2 separate regions of the Homo sapiens genome follow, and region 2 is linked to region 1. A link is a contact called in ENCODE Hi-C or POLR2A ChIA-PET data. All regions are on one chromosome and are shown on one strand. Each heading gives the region's core, a stretch centred on a gene start or an enhancer-like site at or near the end of the contact. The rest is flanking DNA. Distances are from core to core; before and after follow the strand shown.

Region 1 (5,433 bases), core at 1,409-3,908:
TTTGAGCCGGCAGGCCTGGCAGTGGCGTCGGTTGTCCTTGGTGATGCGGCAGTCCCCGTTGAAGGGGCAGGTGAATAGTGCCTTCCGCTTCATGCTTCGCCTGCCGAGAGAGCACACACCCTGCCCTGGGTCACTGAACTTCCGGCTCCTCACCCTGTCATCACGGAGACCTGTCTTCTGGGCCCCCTGGTCTCCATTTCTCCAACAGAAGACATGAGGCCCACCCCAGCTGCCAGTCACTCTCACCTCTAGGCTGGGCACCAAACGATTCCTACTTCTCCTTTCATTGCCTGCCCAGCTCCAATCATGGCTTGTACTTACCTTTTTTCTTTTAATTTTTGTTTCTTTTGGGGGGACAGGGTGTTGCTTTGTAGCCCAGGCTGGAATGCAGTGGCATGATCTCAGCTCACTGCAGGCTGGACCTCCTGGGTTCAAGTAATCCTCCTGCTTCAGCCTCCAGTATAGCTGGGATTACAGGTGCATACCACCATGCCTGGCTAATTTTTTGATTTTTTTGTAAAAATGGGGTCTCACTATGTTGCCCAGGCTAGTCTGGAACTCCTGGGCTGAAGCAATCCTCTATCCTAGGCCTCCCACAGTGCTGGGATTACAGGTGTGAGCCACTGCACTCCGACTCTTTTTTTTTTTTTTTTTTGAGACGGAGTTTTGCTCTGTCACCCAGGCTGGAGTGCAGTGGCTCACTCAGCTCACTGCAAGCTCCACCTCCCGGGTTCACACCATTCTCCTGCCTCAGCCTCCAGAGTAGCTGGGACTACAGGCGCCCGCCACCACTCCTGGCTAATTTTTTTTTGTATTTTTAGTAGAAATGGGGTTTCACCGTGTTAGCCAGGATGGTCTCGATCTCCTGACCTCATGATCCGCCTGCCTTGGCCTCCCAAAGTGCTGGGATTACAGGCGTGAGCCATCGCGCACAGCCACGCCCCGACTCTTATACTTATTTTACAGTACTCTGTTCCCCTTCCCATTTTAAAAAATTAAACAGGAAATAACAAAAGTGCATTTCCCTAGAAAAAACCCTTTTTTTTTTGAGATGGAGTCTCGCTCTGTCGCCCAGGCTGGAGTGCAGTGTTGCGATCTCAGCTCACTGCAAGCTCCACCTCCTGGGTTCATGCCGTTCTCCTGCCTCAGCCTCCCGAGTAGCTGGGACTACAGGCGCCCACCACCGCACCCGGCTAATTCTTTGTATTTTCAGTAGAGACGGGGTTTCACTGTGGTCTCGATCTCCTGACCTCATGATCCGCCTGCCTCGGCCTCCCAAAGTGCTGGGATTACAGGCGTAAGCCACTGTGCCTGGCCGAAGAAACCTTTTTAAATATTGAAATCTCCAGAGTAGCCAGCATAATAACATTTAATGAGCCGCTATGAGAAGTAAGGATGCTAGTCTCAGCATGAAGTCTTCTAGATTCTAGAGACCTGTGACTGGAATAGCTCCTGTTCCAGGGATAGATGTGTACATGGAAGGAAGAAAAGGCCCAAACCATAGCTCTAGACATCCCAGAACCTGCCCAGAAAAAGAAGGGGCCAGACAAGCAGGTGGAAATCCTGAGGCCTGGCCTTGGGTTTTTTGAAAGGAAGAGGAAGCAGGAGCTCTGTAGGAACAGAAAACTAGAGCTGGGCACAGTGGCTCAGGCCTGTAATCCTAGCACTTTGAGAGGCTGAGGTGGGCGGATCATCTGAGGTAAGGAGTTTGAGACCAGCCTGGCCAACATGCCAAAACTCCGTCTCTACTAAAAATACAAAAATTAGTTGGCCATGATGGTGCATGCCTGTAGTCCCAGCTACTTGGGGGCTGGGAGCTGAGGCAGGAGAGTCGTTTGAACCCAGGAGGTAGAGGTTGCAGTAGGCCAAGATCATGCCACTGCACTCCAGCCTGGGCAACAGAGCAAGACCCTGTCTCAAAAAACAAAACAAAACAAAACAAAAAAAACCCAGAAAACTACTGAAGTGTTCTTAGCTAGAAAGGTGGCACCCTTGAGGCTGGGTGTGGTGGCTCAGGCCTGTAATCCCAGCACTTTGAGAGGCCGAGGTGGGTGGATCATGAGGTCAGGAGTTTGAGACCAGCCTGACCAACATAGTGAAACCCCATCTCTACTAAAAATACAAAAATTAGCCGGGCACGGTGGCACATGCCTATAGTCCCCGCTACTCGGGAGGCTGAGGCAGGAGAATCACTTGAACTTGGGAGACGGCCGTTTCACTGAGCCGAGATTGTGCCACTGCATTCTAGCCTAGGCAACAGAATGAGACTCTGTCTCAAAAAAAAAAGAAAGAAAAGAAAAAGAAAAGTGGCACCCTTGTAGCCTATGTAAGTTGTGTGTGTGTGTGTGTGTGTGCACAAGTGTGCACATTTAAGGGCTCATTTTCCTAATTCGAACATTCTCTCCCACTGCCAGCCACACCACGTGGACTTTGGGAGGCTGCATAAAGGACACCTCCCTGAGGCACCTCCCTAGAGGCTTTTCATCATCCATGTCCTGAGAGTCCTGTCCTCCTCCCAGCCCCAGCAGGAGTAGGCCCCACTTTTCTGACATAGTTAGATGGGGAAAGATGGTGGCAGAATCACTGTCTGCATGAGCAGCAGCATCTTCCAAGGAACTGCTGAGTGTGAAGATGCCCAAGCCTTCCAAGCCAAAGCCCAGGCCCAACCATTTCCTTCCTGGAGATGAGCTACTGACGTCATCTGCTCAGGGGCCAGGCATTAGTTAGGATTCTTGGTAAAACATGACTCACTGTTCACATTCACTAGAACATACATGGGGTTGAGGGGAATCGCACTCATCAATTGTCAAGCTTGCTCTAGCAAATGGACAGCTGGGGACCACACCGACTCAGCCCCTGGGATAGAGAAGAGACCAGAGTAGGGCTCTACTGGCAGTCCCAGGCAGGCCCAGACTCTTAGATCCACAGAGGGCCCAAGAGACCGTCAGTGTAACTCCCTCCCTTTATACGTGGGACCACTGAGGTTAAGAAACTTACAGGTGAGGATATTCAGCAAGAAGTGCAGGCTCCTAGGTCTGGAAGTCTTAGGGATCTAAGGCTTAGCCTTTAGCTTCCTGGATTGTTTTCAACCCCAGAAACTTAAAGTGCTCAGTGAAGTTGATGCCCCAAACAGCCCCAGGTGGCTCAATGCCAAGAATGACCCAACAGTCAAGGAAGCAGCTGCTGTTGGTTTTGGACCTTGGCTCTGGTACCCTGCTGTGACAACCCTCATCACCCAAGGGGCCTACTGCAGAGCCAGGGTTGTCAGGAGGTGGAGCAGCACCAGGCTATCAGGGGCTCCTTAGCTCCAAGTCTAGCCCGCCTCAGGCCCAGTCCTAACCCTGCAGTAGCTAACAAGAAAGAAGTTATACGCCAGGCTTTTTTCCATCTTCGTAGAAACAAAAAGCCTTTTGCCGTTCACCTCTATTTGTTTACTGCTGCTTTTCTGGAGGGACAAGAGAATATGGAAGCATCTTGGGAACTGTTAGGGTTCCCCAGAAACGAGATACAATTATCCCCACAGGGACATCTGTATGTTCCAGGACATGAGATTGGTGTCCCTCCCACCAACCTTGTGGTTCTTGAGGCTTCATCCGTCACCACAAATGCTCAGGCCTCAGAATGCCCGTAATTCTCTAAACTTACTCAAGGACCAGAAGTTTCTATTTCAGAAGAAACTCTCATTTCCTTTTTTTTTTTTTTGTTTTTCAACAACCGGGCATTTCGCTCTGGTCACTGAGGGGCTGCTCTGTCCTCCCACTGGCTGTCTTGTCTGGCTCAGAGCTCTTCCTGTTAAGCCTGCAAGGCCATGGGCACCAAGAAGACAGCACATCGTCAGCCTAGCCCAGCCACCACCTACAGTGATGTGAGCCAAAGCCTCTCACCAGACTGGGCCCGGGACTGAGAGCTTCTTGAGGCCCCAGGGCCTATCAGAGGCCCCGTCTGTCCTTCCCCAGGCTCCAGGGAGCCTGCCTTTGACCCTCACTTGGGGGCAGCCCCCCCAGCTGCAGGGTTGCCTGAAAAGAGATTCCACTGCTTCGCCATCTTTCTCTCATTTTTCTCATGTCACTTTAAATATGAAGCTCCATCTCAGATGTCTATACGCAGGAGGGTTGGAGATTGCCACTCAGCCCCACTTTGCCTGACAACAGGAATGAGGCTAGGAATAGGAAGAGAAGGCCGGGCGCGGTGGCTCACACCTGTAATCCCAGCACTTTGGGAGGCCGAGACAGGCGGATCGCGAGGTCAGGAGATCGAGACCATTGTGGCTAACACGGTGAAACCCCATCTCTACTAAAAATGCAAAACATTAGCCGGGCGTGTTGGCGGGCGCCTGTAGTCCCAGCTACTCGGGAGGCTGAGGCAGGAGAATGGCGTGAACCCGGGAGGTGGAGCTTGCAGTGAGCTGAGATCGTGCCACTACACTTCAGCCTGGGGGACAGAGCGAGACTCCATCTCAAAAAAAAAAAAAAAAAAAAAAAAGGAATAGGAAGAGAAAATAGTGCAGAGCTGAATTAAGAGAAAGTACTGGGACTGGGTGCAGTGGCGTGAGCACGCCTGTAAGCCCAGCACTTTGGGAGGCTGAGGTGGGCAGATAGCTTAGGCTCAGGAGTTTGAGACCAACCTGGCCAACATGGTGAAACCCTGTATCTACAAAAGATTAAAAAAAATTAGCCAGGCATGGTGGCATGCGCCTGTGGTCTCAGCTACTTGGGAGGCTAAGGTGGAAGGATCGCTTGAGCTGGTGAGGTCAAGGCTGCAGTGAACCAAGATTGTGCCACTGCACTTCAGTGTGGGTGACAAAGTGAGATCCTGTCTCTAGAAATAAAAAATAAAAGAGAAAGTACTGGGGGTAAAAAAAAAGTTTGGCGCCCTTGCTTCTGCTTAAGAGTTGTCATATGAAGCCCGAGAACACTGAAAAGGAAGAGGACACCATTACGCTCTGGAGCGTGGGGTCAGTGTTCAGGGTATAGAAAGTTTGCTCCCCAGCTCCAACTGCCAGACCCAGAGGCTCTCTGGAACTCAGATCCCAGAGCTGGCCTTTCAGGTGTGTCTGGCCCAACATGTCTGTTTGCTGGGCCACAGATCCTCTTGGCTCAGAGGTCCTGTTCTTCCCTGTTCTCCTGCCTTCCAAGGGCACTTCCACATGTGTGGCTGTCATTTACTCTCTGCCCACGAGGAGTCAGGGCAGCCAGACTGCCCAACCCTGGCTCTGTGCTTTGTCCTGAAGGTCTACACCCTACCCTGCCTTCCTCCCAATACTAATTGCCTGTGAGCTGGTTTGGATTTGAGAAACAAGAGCTTCAGGTTTCCATGAGAGCCCATTGCCTCAGCTGCTCTCTGAGCCTGGACCCTGTCATCCTCTGGTTGGTTGGCATTTATACCCCAGCTCAGGAAGGGGGGGTAGGGGTGGGGCAACCAAGCTAAATATAG
Region 2 (4,672 bases), core at 1-2,500, 120 kb after region 1:
TTACGGGGAAAGGACAGCTTCTCGGCACCCAGAAGTTCCTGACTGGACAACAGGGCACGTACCTTGGCTCCAGGAGCACCAGGGAAGCCAGGACCACCAGCAGGACCGACAGGACCCTGGAGAGAGTAGGCGGATGAGAAGAGAGGTGAATGCCAGTTCTGGCCTCCAAAGCGAGCCACCCCGACACCTCACACTCCTTCCCTCCTCTGTACTGATTTCACTCCATATCCATTGTGGCTAAAAGGCCTTGGATGAAAATTGTCCCCATTGCCAGCGTCCCCAGGAAACTTTGCCTGGCTTCAGAAGGCAAAGCAAGTTTCTGACTACATCTGTGGTGAGAAGCAGAAACTCCTTTGACCTCCCTCCTCTAAAAAGACTGCTGAAAGGATGGCTGAGGAAAATGAGCCCATGCTTCAAAGCTTGTTATCGATATGCTCAATTGATATTTACAAACTTCTTCTCTTTCCTCCCCCTTTCCAGTAGACATCAGAGTGCTGCTGTGGTTGCACCCAATACACCCTGCAGACTGCCTTGGGCTGCTTAACGGGACTTAAAGCACAGCAACAATGACCTGCTGAGGATGAAATGAACTTACCGGAGGCCCTGCGGGGCCTGGCTGACCATCGTTGCCTCGGGCACCCTGTGAGCAAGAAGGAAGTGACCATGAGAGGTGCCCACAGGCCCTGTCCGTCCCTGCTCCCAGCCCACCCTTACAGAAAACGAAGGACACACTGTGCCTGGGGTGTCCCAGGGCAGAGCACGAGGATGGCGAGGTGTGGGCTGCAGTTTTGGTGTCTGTGCGAGTGGGTGGCCAGAAGGCAGTAATGGGCTTCTTCTAATCTTTTTTTGTTGTTGTTTTTGAGACGGAGTCTGGCTCTGTCGCCAGGCTGGAGTGCAGTGGTGCGGTCTTGGCTCACTACAACCTCCACCTCTCAAGTTCAAGCAATTCTGCCTCAGCCTCCTGAGTAACTGGGATTACAGGCATGTGTCACCACACCTGGCTATTTTTTTTATTGTTATTTTTAGTAGAGACTGGGTTTTGCTATGTTGGCCAGGCTGGTCTGGAACTCCTGACCTCAGGTGATCCACCCGCCTCAGGCTCCCAAGGTGCTGGGATTACAGGCGTGAGCCACCGCACCTGGCCCCTAATCTTAAACAAAGCTTAAATCATTTTCTCTTTTCTTCAACTTCAGTTCAGACCCCAAATATCCGTAACTTCAAGGCCAAGTGATCATTTAAAGACTGAGAGAATTGAGTGTAAGGAAATGAAACAGCGAGGCAACCATGTGGACTCAGTGCTTCCTGCCTGCTCAGGGGGAAGCGCTTTCAAGGCTTGGTTAACCTCTGTGGTTAAGGCTTGGTTAAGGCCTCCTCTTGGTTGACTCCAGGTTGCCTCTTCCTCTGGCCCATCCCCAGACAGCCTGCTCTTACGGAAAACAAAGATGCCCATAGGATGTCTACCATTGGCTCCCTGATGGGGCAGGGCACCAGCCACAGCTCAAACACTACATCTGAGCTCAAGCCCTAAGAGGCTTTTGCTTACAAAGCAAGGCAAGGTTGCCAGCTCCTTCTCTAGGACTGGACTTGGAGGGGGAGGGTTTTTTCTGCCAAGTTTGTGGTGGCACCCCTCAAATGCTCTCTCAAGGTTCCTTAAGGCCCAGGGAACTCTTTACCGAAACTCTGGGGGCCACAGGCTGGGTGGAGCTGGGCCTAGGGCCTGACTGAGCAGGTCAGGGGGGTACCTTTTCCTGCTGAGTCCTGCCTGTCAGTCTCTGCCTCTCCTTAGAAGCTAAAGAAGGATGCTTTAGGGGGAGCTCGTGTTTTAAATACAACTCAACTCTTCTTCCTGGCTGGGGTCCATTTCTCCTAACGGAGACTCTCCAGATTGGCATTTAAGAGGAAAGCAAGAGAAAACTTAGAAAAAATGTCAGCAGGAACATAAAGCTTCAGGATTGGCCACAGCCCCTCTGGGCTGGCCTGGCTGCTTCGGGAAGCAGTTCCTTGGGGAGCTCTGGAGCACCCTCTCCCCAGGGGTCAGCCAGCAGGAGGGCCCAGCCTGGGCCTGAGTGAAAGGGAGCTGCCATGCTGCTCTGAGAGGCCAGAACTAGGCTGACATCTGCCACCTCTCCCTGCAGCAAGTCTGGAGAGAGGATACAGGCCCAAGGGAGGGCACATGACCACAGCAGGCAGACACCAACCCAGCCCAGTCTCCAGGCCAGCCTTGACACTAGATCAGCACTTGGATCTCCATGAGCCTACCCCGTGTCTGGGGCCTGCACACCCCGGACACTGCACAGCCCCCTTCTGGAAGTCAAGGCTGAGAAGGCTGCTGGGATACCACAGAGCAGAGGCCTCGCAGAGCAGACTCCAGAGAGGAGTCTGATGGGAGGGGAGAGGGAGGAGTAGCAAAGAAGGGCTCAAAGGCAATGTTGTCAATCTTCTAAGCCAAATCCTACACACGCTGCCAGCCTAACTACCGTGCGGACAGGAACCAACAGAGAGAACCAAGAAGCAGGGCGGCTGTGCCCAGGAAGGAGGGAACAAGGACAGGAGATGGAGCTTGTCTTTAGCCCATGCAGACTAGGGCCACCGCAGCTCTGAGCCTCGCTAAAAGGCCACAAGCCAGCATCCTGCTAATCTGTAGAAACGGCAGTGTTTCTTGGCAGCCCCAGTGCTCTCTAATCCCCTCACACAAAGTGACCCTGGGGCAAGGCACTTCAGCAGCTCTGGCTGACAAAGGGGGGTCGAGGCTTCTGCTTATTTCACTGATCTGCCTTTGAGGGAAACTTCTGCCAAACAGACACATTAGCTGGAAAGCAGCACAACGGAGTGAAGCTGCTTTATTTTGGCCAGCCCTGCAAGGACCTGTGAGGAGGGGCCTCAGAGCTTGGGTGTTGGGGGTATGAAATCAGCAGAAAGCATAATCTTTCTTAAACACAGCTTTCATCGCATCACTCGCCTGACCAAGTGCCTACAAGGACTCTCTATTGCTAAGGAATCAGAGCTAAACGCCTCTGTCTGGCACCCTGCACCCTCCATCAGCTGCCAATCCCCTCACCCTTAATTTCCCACATTAACTAGAGGCCACCAGAGTCTAAGGCTGCAAGGCACTATTTATCTTAAGCTATTTCACCTTTCTGTGTCTCGGTTTTTTCATCCGTAAAATGGGGAGAAGAATAGAACCACCTCTCAGGATATGGAGGAAGATGAGATGAAGTAAAGCATATAGGGTATTAAACACAGGAAGTGCCTATGGAATGGTGGCCCCTGGTACTATAGCATAACATCCCTCACAGCAGCAGCCAGCATAGAGCCCTGTGAGTTGATGCTCACCTGTTCCACTTTTCTAGGGCATTTGAGCAACCAGGAAGAACAGAGAGTAGCACGGTGGTGCTATAGCCAGCTAAGTCTGTCTGTAAACTCCAGCTGGATTGCCCAGGGAGTGGGTGGTGGTTGTTGAAGGGATTACCTGATAATCTGGACTGGTTAAGAGAATCATGCTTTCACCCATCGACCCTCCCATTCCTATCCTTCCTCCTTCAACTGTGCAGACTCAGCCTGGGAAGTTTTGATGGGCACACTGGGGGTGAATTCTTAAGGGATAACAATACTCCCTATGCCTCACAGGGTTGTTTCGAGGGTCAAGAGAAACAAACCTGTAAACTCTAAAGTGCTCGGCAAATGGTGGTGTTTGGCTTTGTCAATTACTCACCGCAGCGCCAGCAGGGCCAGTCCGTCCTCTTTCACCAGGCAGGCCACGAGGACCCTGGAACACACACCAGGACAGCCTAAGCATGAGTTGGCTTTACGGTGCTCAGGGTGACCATTTCTACCTGCAGGCCCTTTGCGGATACCAGAGGAGAGGGAGGATGCCCACACCCAGGAAAACAAGGACCTCCTGATGGTGCTGGCTCCTTGACTAGCCAGGATGCCTCAGATCACACCCAACAGTTTTCTCCACAGGCGGAACACACGAATGTTCCTGTTGCTACCTATTGGGAACCTTTGTTACAAGCACACCTTGCTCCTTGCAGTAGATGAGCTTGACAAAATGTTGAGACTCAACAGAATTTTTTTAAATGGGAGCATCTTTAGTGTGATAAAATGGGTATCTTAAGGAAATGTTGGTGAAATCTTGAACAAATCATCTGTCTAATACATTTTGCTTTTTGCTCACAATCAGATGAAATCTACAACACAGAATATGAACTTTGCACAAAGGGAGCTCTTTGCAGCCATCTGATAGTCTGAAGAGTCTTTGATAAACCTTCCTGGAGGGTGTCCATACTTACCATTGGGCCCGGAGATCCGTTCTCACCCGGGGAACCACTCTCACCCTGGAAAAATGATGCACAAGGTCAGTGTCTGGGACCCCATTCTTGGCCGCCAGCAAACTCCTAGGGAAGACGCCAAAAGCCCTGGTCATCTCAGCTCGCACTGACACAAACTTCAGTCCTGTGAGGGACAATGCCCTGAGCTCTCCAGGCCTGCTGTTGGCCCATCAGGATGTAGGGCTGGTGTTCCCAGCCAAGGCTGTTCTGAGGAGCTAGTTCCACTGAGCTCCACAGTGTCTCCCTGGCTAGGAAGAGGGGCTCCTCATTGTCTCCCTCCTCCCCATCCCATTGTACTTTCTGGCCTCTCACCTTCACACCAGGAGCACCCGCCTCTCCCT

Evidence for each region. A loop is a pair of places that touch in the nucleus more often than their neighbours do. ChIA-PET counts read pairs that join two places held with the same protein, here RNA polymerase II (POLR2A). Pooled maps may share reads with other maps.
Region 2: a loop to region 1 is called in a map with no recorded cell type, with 5 times the contacts of the local background. The contact joins two enhancer-like sites. A Hi-C loop is called at or near these places in 2 of 37 single-sample maps with no recorded cell type and 6 of 50 pooled maps. POLR2A ChIA-PET finds 5 or more read pairs at or near these places in 1 of 52 experiments (H1).

Annotation. Positions count from the first base shown.
Region 1 is chr12:47,865,078-47,870,510 of GRCh38, forward strand. It overlaps VDR (vitamin D receptor), which reads right to left. Exons shown (of 10, transcript NM_000376.3): 4 at 1-100. Among named protein-coding and RNA genes, the nearest start is that of VDR, 37 kb to the right of the region's middle. RefSeq lists enhancers at 3,416-3,916, 3,622-3,801, 3,902-3,971, 4,738-4,787. Within about 2 kb of position 2,659, at least 2 of the 41 ENCODE cell types and tissues checked have a DNase peak (open chromatin) inside an H3K27ac peak, as active enhancers do.
Region 2 is chr12:47,989,166-47,993,837 of GRCh38, forward strand. COL2A1 (collagen type II alpha 1 chain) reads right to left here. Exons shown (of 54, transcript NM_001844.5): 14 at 4,644-4,672; 15 at 4,293-4,337; 16 at 3,713-3,766; 17 at 596-640; 18 at 63-116. Among named protein-coding and RNA genes, the nearest start is that of COL2A1, 13 kb to the right of the region's middle. RefSeq lists an enhancer at 1,049-1,098. Within about 2 kb of position 1,251, at least 2 of the 41 ENCODE cell types and tissues checked have a DNase peak (open chromatin) inside an H3K27ac peak, as active enhancers do.